Regions from separate parts of the Homo sapiens genome. Here region 1 is linked to region 2. Evidence: chromatin contacts called from ENCODE Hi-C or POLR2A ChIA-PET data. All regions are on one chromosome and are shown on one strand. Each heading gives the region's core, a stretch centred on a gene start or an enhancer-like site at or near the end of the contact. The rest is flanking DNA. Distances are from core to core; before and after follow the strand shown.

Region 1 (3,102 bases), core at 306-2,805, 1.5 Mb after region 2:
CAAAACTACAGGATAAATGTGTCATATCTCCCATAAGTATCAGTTTTGCTCAGTGATTTTTTTTTTTTTTTTTTGAGATGGAGTTTTGCTCTTCTTGCCCAGGCTGGAACGCAATGGCAAGATCTCGGCTCACTGCAACCTCCTCCTCCCGGGTTCAAGCGATTCTTCTGCCTCAGCCTCCAGAGTAGCTGGGATTACAGGTGCCCACCACCACGCCTGGCTAATTTTTTGTATTTTTAGTAGAGACGGGTTTTCACCGTGTTGGCCAGGCTGGTCTTGAACTCCTGACCTCAGGTGATCCACCTGCCGCAGCTTCCCAAAGTGCTGGGATTACAGGCGTGAGCCACTGCGCCCGGCTTGCTCAGTGATTTTTTTAAGGAAAATGTTAAATAATTGGCTCATGCATTAATTTAAAGCGTATTTACATGAAAATGAGTATAGTTTTAGCATATTCCCGTATATTTCACAGACATTTCTAGCTTATAGCATGTTCCTCTCAATGGAAGTGTTCCCTCTCCTCAGCTTCAGGGTCTCTTCATCACTCAGAGGCACCATCAGATGTTTGTTGAGCCATTCTCCTCATAGAACGCAGAGGAGAGGCCAGGTGTGAAACCAGACCAGTCTATCTATAGCTAAGAAATATTCCTAACGGACCTCGAGGAGCGCGAGAGGGAGGTTTTAAATGTAATCCTGAGCTTTTCTGATTTTGGGGTTCCAGGTCTGCTATACATACTCTTGCACGTTATATTGGGCACAGCCCTAGTAACTCTGTGATTTGAAATGATGATCTGAAGTTATCGATTAGGGAGAGGAATGTGGACAGAGAAGCAGAGCAACGGAGACCGGGAAGTTTCCGTCTGTGTCCTGGATTGCAGCCAACTGCTTAGGCACACACACCTGCTGCCCTCCCGGCTCTGAGTCACCTCCTCTCCTCTCCCTGTCCAACGAGCAGCTGCCAAATGGCAGCCAAATCCAACAGATGTAAGCCGGGACCCCACCTGTGTTTGAATTACTTTCTTTGAAATCTGCCACGTCCAGGTTTATTGACCCGGGCAGTCTTTTCAACATTTCCTTATGCCGCATACGGGTGGGGCTAGGGACTTTCTTGTGCACTGGCAGTCCTCAGAAGAGAAAACTTTGAATTCAGCTATTTGGAACCTCGTTACTGGTTCCGAGCCTCAGGAAAGGCCAGAAGAGCGAGAGCCAGCCTAGTTAGTCACTCCCACATCTGTGACCCCCGTTTACGGGCCTTGTACGCTACTGCCCTTCAGGTACCATAAACCGGGCTTCTCAAAGGGCACTGCAACAGGTTTCCAGGAATTATTTATCAAAGTCCATGACCCCGGCCCTGTGACCCCTGGGTTTGAAAATTCAGACCTTCAGCCTAACGGAGAGGTCGGCTCAGCGTTCCTCCCAGCATCCTCGGGCGATATTAGGGTCCTGGGAGATTCGGGAGGCCACTGCGTCCAGGCCCCCCACGGCCAGCCAGGCGAGAGGCGGGACGCGAAGCCGCGGCCTCCTTCCTCTTCCCTGAGGCGGTGGCGGCGGCAGGCCCCGCCCCTCCCGCGCGGTGGCCGTCGGCGGAGGGGCGGGGCCTGCTACAGCGTCGCCGGCTGACGCGAATGACGCTGCGCCAGTCAGGCCGCAGCCCCGCTGCTTGGCCCGTCGGGCCCGCCTTGGCCGGCTCGGCCCGCCCCCGGCCCTCCCTGCACGGCCTCCCGTGCGCCCCTGTCAGACTGTGGCGGCCGGTCGCGCGGTGCGCTCTCCCTCCCTGCCCGCAGCCTGGAGAGGCGCTTCGTGCTGCACACCCCCGCGTTCCTGCCGGCACCGCGCCTGCCCTCTGCCGCGCTCCGCCCTGCCGCCGACCGCACGCCCGCCGCGGGACATGGCACACGCACCGGCACGCTGCCCCAGCGCCCGGGGCTCCGGGGACGGCGAGATGGGCAAGCCCAGGAACGTGGCGCTCATCACCGGTATCACAGGCCAGGTGAGTGCGGGGGCGGGGGCGCGCCGGCCGAGGCAGCCTGGGCACGCGTGCTCTCCCTACGCGCCGCTACTCGTGGGCTGCGGTCTCTCCAGGAACAGCCCTCTCGGCGTCCCGGAAGGGGTCTGCTGCCGGGAGGTGGGACGGAAGGTACGGTGCAGTTAGTGTGTTGCGTGTGGGGTGTGCGGGATACATCGAGCGCCTCTGGTCTTTCTCTGGGGGCTGTGAGCGTGTGTGCCGCGCGGGATGTCGCGCTCACACCCGGGCAGGACCGCCCGCTCTCACCTGCCCCTCAGGTGACCGCAGCGTCTCTTCCTCCAAGCCCATGTCGTGCTTCGCAGCTCCTAGTGCCGGAAAGGGAAAAGAACCGGTGATCAATGAACTTGCGGGTGAGGTCTTCTTGATGTGTCTCGGCTCAAGGGGCGCTTACCTGCTAACGTTTGGGAAGCAAGAAAAAGGGTGCTTTGCTGGTTTCGTCCCCTATCACCGGATTTCCAGATAGAAAAGAGAACATGAAAGAAAGTAATGCTGTGGAGTCACCTACTAGGACATGTTTAGGAAAAAGAACTTAAAAAACTTTTTAAAATCACGCCAACTTCTGAGATTCAGGTTGACACATTTGGAAGTGTATCCGAGGCACACTGGTCCAAAAGTGCGGCTAGTTCCATTTTCAAAGGAATAAGTTCGTCGAGTAAGGTAATCAAGAGGAGGTCTTCGGAATGTCTCAGGCTAAGCATGGCTGGTTTGTGAGGGTCGCCTCTTAGAGGTGTTGCAGTAGGTGGGATCCGACCGCTGTGTCTTACCAAGCTGTGCTGTTTTAGATTCAGTGGTCATGAAGTAATCGTGCCCACATATTGCTGTAGAAAGAATGTGATGTGTGTGCTCCTGGGTATCTCTGGGTGGTGGCCAATATAACACTGAGATAAAGGTGATAATGGCTAATACATATTGTGTCTATCATGTTCCAGTCGCTTGCCTAACATTAACTCATTTAGTTCTCATAACAAACTCTTTGAGGAGGTACTTTTATTATCTCTATATATGTGGAAACTGAGGCATGGGAGTTTGATTTGCCTGAGGTTAAACCGCTGGGAAGTGTCCAGTTGGTATTGAAACCA
Region 2 (3,485 bases), core at 304-2,803:
TGGATGTTTGTTAGAGATCAAATCTTTTTCTATGGTGCATGCCTGGGCTTTGTGACTTAAGAGTTTTTGGCTCTGTTATACCTGCAAGGTAACTCAACATTGTTACAAACAGAGTAAGCCCCGTTTGGGCTGGTACTGTGGTTACAACGGCACTTATTCCCACCACCTAGAGTCAAGAGCTGCTGGCACACTGGCTGTTTACTTCCAGTTCCCACGGCCCCTATTCCCCTATACAAAATTACACAGGAAACATATGCGTTCATTTAATTAGCAAGTGTATATAAAAACATCATAGACAAAGCAAAAGTCTCTCTTGACACTCTCCATCTTGACCTGTTCACCGCCCCAGACCAGGTGAGGAAATTTGAAGCTATGCTATCTGCAAGTCACTGGCGCAGTCGGAATAAAAGTTGGTCGTGGTGGGGGCGGGGGGGGGGTGGTCATCTGGGTCGGGACTGAGTCGAGGCAGGTGGGACTGAGTGGTAGGGACCTGGGGGGACATCTGGGTCGGGTCTGAGTCCAGACAGGCCACCTGCCTTGGGCCTCTAACATTTCCGCGCAGCGCTGGGCTTTGAGGCTTTCCAGAGCGCTGCCGGGGCGGGGGCGGGGTGAGGTGAGGGGCTCACCCTGGCTCTCCCACCCCTGCCTACGGGCTGTGAGGTCACTCGATTCATTTCTGGAACTAACTTGTAATTCTCAAACAAGTGCTATTAATTCTCTTCCAACTAGGAACGGCCTCAGTAACGCGCCGCTGAGTCAGTTTTCAGGGCGGGCGGTTTCCCCAAGTCCACTCCTGAGGCCCCTCAAGAGCACCCACCGCGTCCAGCTTCCCAGGGCGCTCCTTCCCAGGAGACCTTCTTTTCGCCACTGTTTTCTCCCCTCTTCCCACTTCTCCGAGGGCTGCCCCGCGGTCTGTCCGGCCGTGTCCCAGGCCTTGGCGCGGCTGAGGCATGACCGGAATGCGCGGGAGGACGCGGGGCACGGAGGGGACCTGAGGCACGGAGGGAACCCGGGGCGGGCCGGACTGGCCTGGGCCCTCGTCGGGGCGGTGCTCGACCCGGCCCGCGCCCCCCGCCCCGACACTCGCAGCCCCGCCTCCGGACCCCGGGTAGTTGCCATCCCCTCGCGGGCCGGGTGGGGCGCGCAGCTCCTAGCCCTGGGAGGTCCCGAGGATCGCGAAACGGAAAGAGAAAAAAGTCTGCGCCGAGCGCCTGGCAAGCAGGGCCCGCCCCGCCTCCCTTCCCGGCTGGTCCAGTCACCGACCTGCGGCTCCGGGGCCGCGAGGGAGGAGGCGCGGGGGGCGCGAGGCGGGGGCGAGCGCTTGGGACTCGGCCCGGCTCCCGGCTCCGGGGGTTCTCGTGGCCGCGGCAGCGCGGTCTCTGCGGAGGCGGCGGGGGCGCGGCCAGCCGGACCTCTTCCTTTCCAGAGCGGCCCGCGGCGCCCGTTCCGCGGGAGGCGGGCGGGAGGCGGACGCGGCCTAACCTCGACGTCGACTACCGCGCCGCCCGCGATGGGAAGCGCCTTATAAAGCCGCGCCCGGCCGGCCCGAGCCACTCGCCGCCGCGCCGCCCCGCTGCCCCGAACGCGGGCCATACGCAGCCTCCTTGGAGTGACGGGCCGACCCCGGACGACCCCGGCCACGGACAGACCCGGGACGACCCCGGCCGGGGCGCGCCTCCTGCGGGCGGGCGGGCGGCGGGGCTGGGGAGCCCTTGGCGGGGGCATGCGTGCGACATGGCCTCGGCGGTGTTTGAGGGCACGTCGCTCGTGAACATGTTCGTGCGCGGCTGCTGGGTGAACGGCATCCGCAGGCTCATCGTCAGCCGGCGCGGCGACGAAGAGGAGTTCTTCGAGATCCGCACGGAGTGGTCGGACCGCAGCGTGCTCTACCTGCACCGCAGCCTGGCGGACCTGGGCCGCCTGTGGCAGCGCCTGCGCGACGCCTTTCCCGAGGACCGGTCCGAACTGGCGCAGGGGCCGCTGCGGCAAGGTGCGGGGCCGGGGACGCGGGAGGGGCGCGGGGCCGAGGCAGCCTTGAAGTGCACGAAGGAGGCGGGGAAGAGACTTCAACCGAGATTGCGACTTCTCCTTTCTGCCCGCCCTGGACAGGGGACACTTGGACCCCGCGCCCGCAGACGAGGGGTGCCCGGGCGGCGGGGTTAGGGGGACGGGGAGCCAGCCTGCCCAGCCTGGGGGCGCCCCCGGCGGAGGAGCCAAATGGGGCGGGAAAGGGGCCGAGGCCGGCAGGGCGGGCGCCGGACTCTCCCTGAGGACGAGTCACTTCCGAGGAGGGCGGGGGCGCCCGGGGCTGAGCGGCTCACAGGGTCGGCCCGGCCCTAGCCCCCTGCCCGGTACCTCCCGAGGGCCGGCGGGCGGGCGCACTGGGAAAGCGTCTGGGAGCAGTTAACTGCAGGGTCCGAGCCGGGGGTCGCGTCGGGTCTGGCCGCCGCCCCGAGTTCTCCCCGCGGAGGGCGCGCCCCTGGTCTTCGAGCGCGAGGTGCCACGCAGCCCTTCCGTCCCTCCTCGGAGCGGCCGCCCCGCCCGCGGCTGCCGCGGACAGCCAGGGCCCCCCCGCACCCCCGCCAGGGCTGGTCCCCATTCGCGTTTGATCAGCTGCGCCGCCTCCTCCCCGGCCTCGTGACCGTCCTGGCTCGCGGGAATTCTTGTTTTCAGAAACCGCGGTGGCTTCCCTTTTCCTACCGCTCTGCCCGATCTTTCTTTTGGAGGCCAGGCTGAGGGGGTGGAAGCCGGGAGGACGCAAGAGAGAGGGACTGGAATTGAGACGGGAAGAATTGCGGGGTGGAGGGGGCAGGCCGAGGAGAGGGGCCGCCTGGGAGGGCCGGGAGGGGAGAAGGGGCGGGAAGACTGGAGGACTTCCGAGCAGGTCCCACCCCCCTCCATGGGTGACCACCTGTAGCTCGGAACATTGGGACAGTGGCCCAGCAGCCTTCTTTTCTGCAGTCCTCCTCTAAGCAGAGACCTCCTGAAAGCTTGGGGCCAAGTTACTGAAGCAGAAGGTGGCCCGTCCAAGTCTCCCCAGCCTCCTATCTGGCTGCGTTCTTGAGATAACCTGTGCTTTCCCCTGGCGATGGCCCCAACCCCAGTGTGAGAATTACGTGGATAATTAGCTTAGTTCTCATGACACATCTTTTGGAAGGGCTCCCACAGCCAGCGAGTTGGGGCCCTGAGCGAGAAGGCCCGCCTTTCAGGCCTCCCTCTGCTCCCCAGAGCCTCACATTTATAGCTGTTCTCCAGACAGTTGGGTGTTATTTCAAGCATGGAAGCAGTTTTCCTTGGATTTGCTGTTTGTTATGATATTTTAAATTTAACAAATCAATGCCCAAATCAGGAAAGCATCGTGAAGGAACAGCGGTTTATTCAATGACCTTTCCTGGAACGAGGCTTAAATACACTGGAGTCCCTGAGCTTCACTGTGGTCAGGCGTCTGAGCTCCGTGACCCCAGGCAGGCTGGTTGGAGCGGGAT

The links. Hi-C counts contacts between places; a loop is a spot of excess contacts on that map. ChIA-PET counts read pairs that join two places held with the same protein, here RNA polymerase II (POLR2A). Pooled maps may share reads with other maps.
Region 1: a pooled map shows a loop between it and region 2 (4-fold over the local background). The contact joins the promoter of GMDS-DT here to the promoter of PXDC1 in region 2. A Hi-C loop is called at or near these places in 4 of 50 pooled maps. POLR2A ChIA-PET finds 5 or more read pairs at or near these places in 2 of 52 experiments (OCI-LY7 and activated T-cell).

Annotation. Positions count from the first base shown.
Region 1 is chr6:2,244,206-2,247,307 of GRCh38, reverse strand. GMDS-DT (GMDS divergent transcript) reads right to left here and starts at 1,555. Exons shown (of 7, transcript NR_046229.1): 1 at 1,378-1,555. It overlaps GMDS (GDP-mannose 4,6-dehydratase), which reads left to right and starts at 1,703. Exons shown (of 11, transcript NM_001500.4): 1 at 1,703-1,987. The coding sequence starts at 1,886. RefSeq lists a silencer at 1,431-2,060 and an enhancer at 1,561-2,061.
Region 2 is chr6:3,749,781-3,753,265 of GRCh38, reverse strand. It overlaps PXDC1 (PX domain containing 1), which reads left to right and starts at 1,553. Exons shown (of 5, transcript NM_183373.4): 1 at 1,553-1,990. The coding sequence starts at 1,735. RefSeq lists silencers at 1,040-1,209, 1,260-1,499, 2,250-2,329.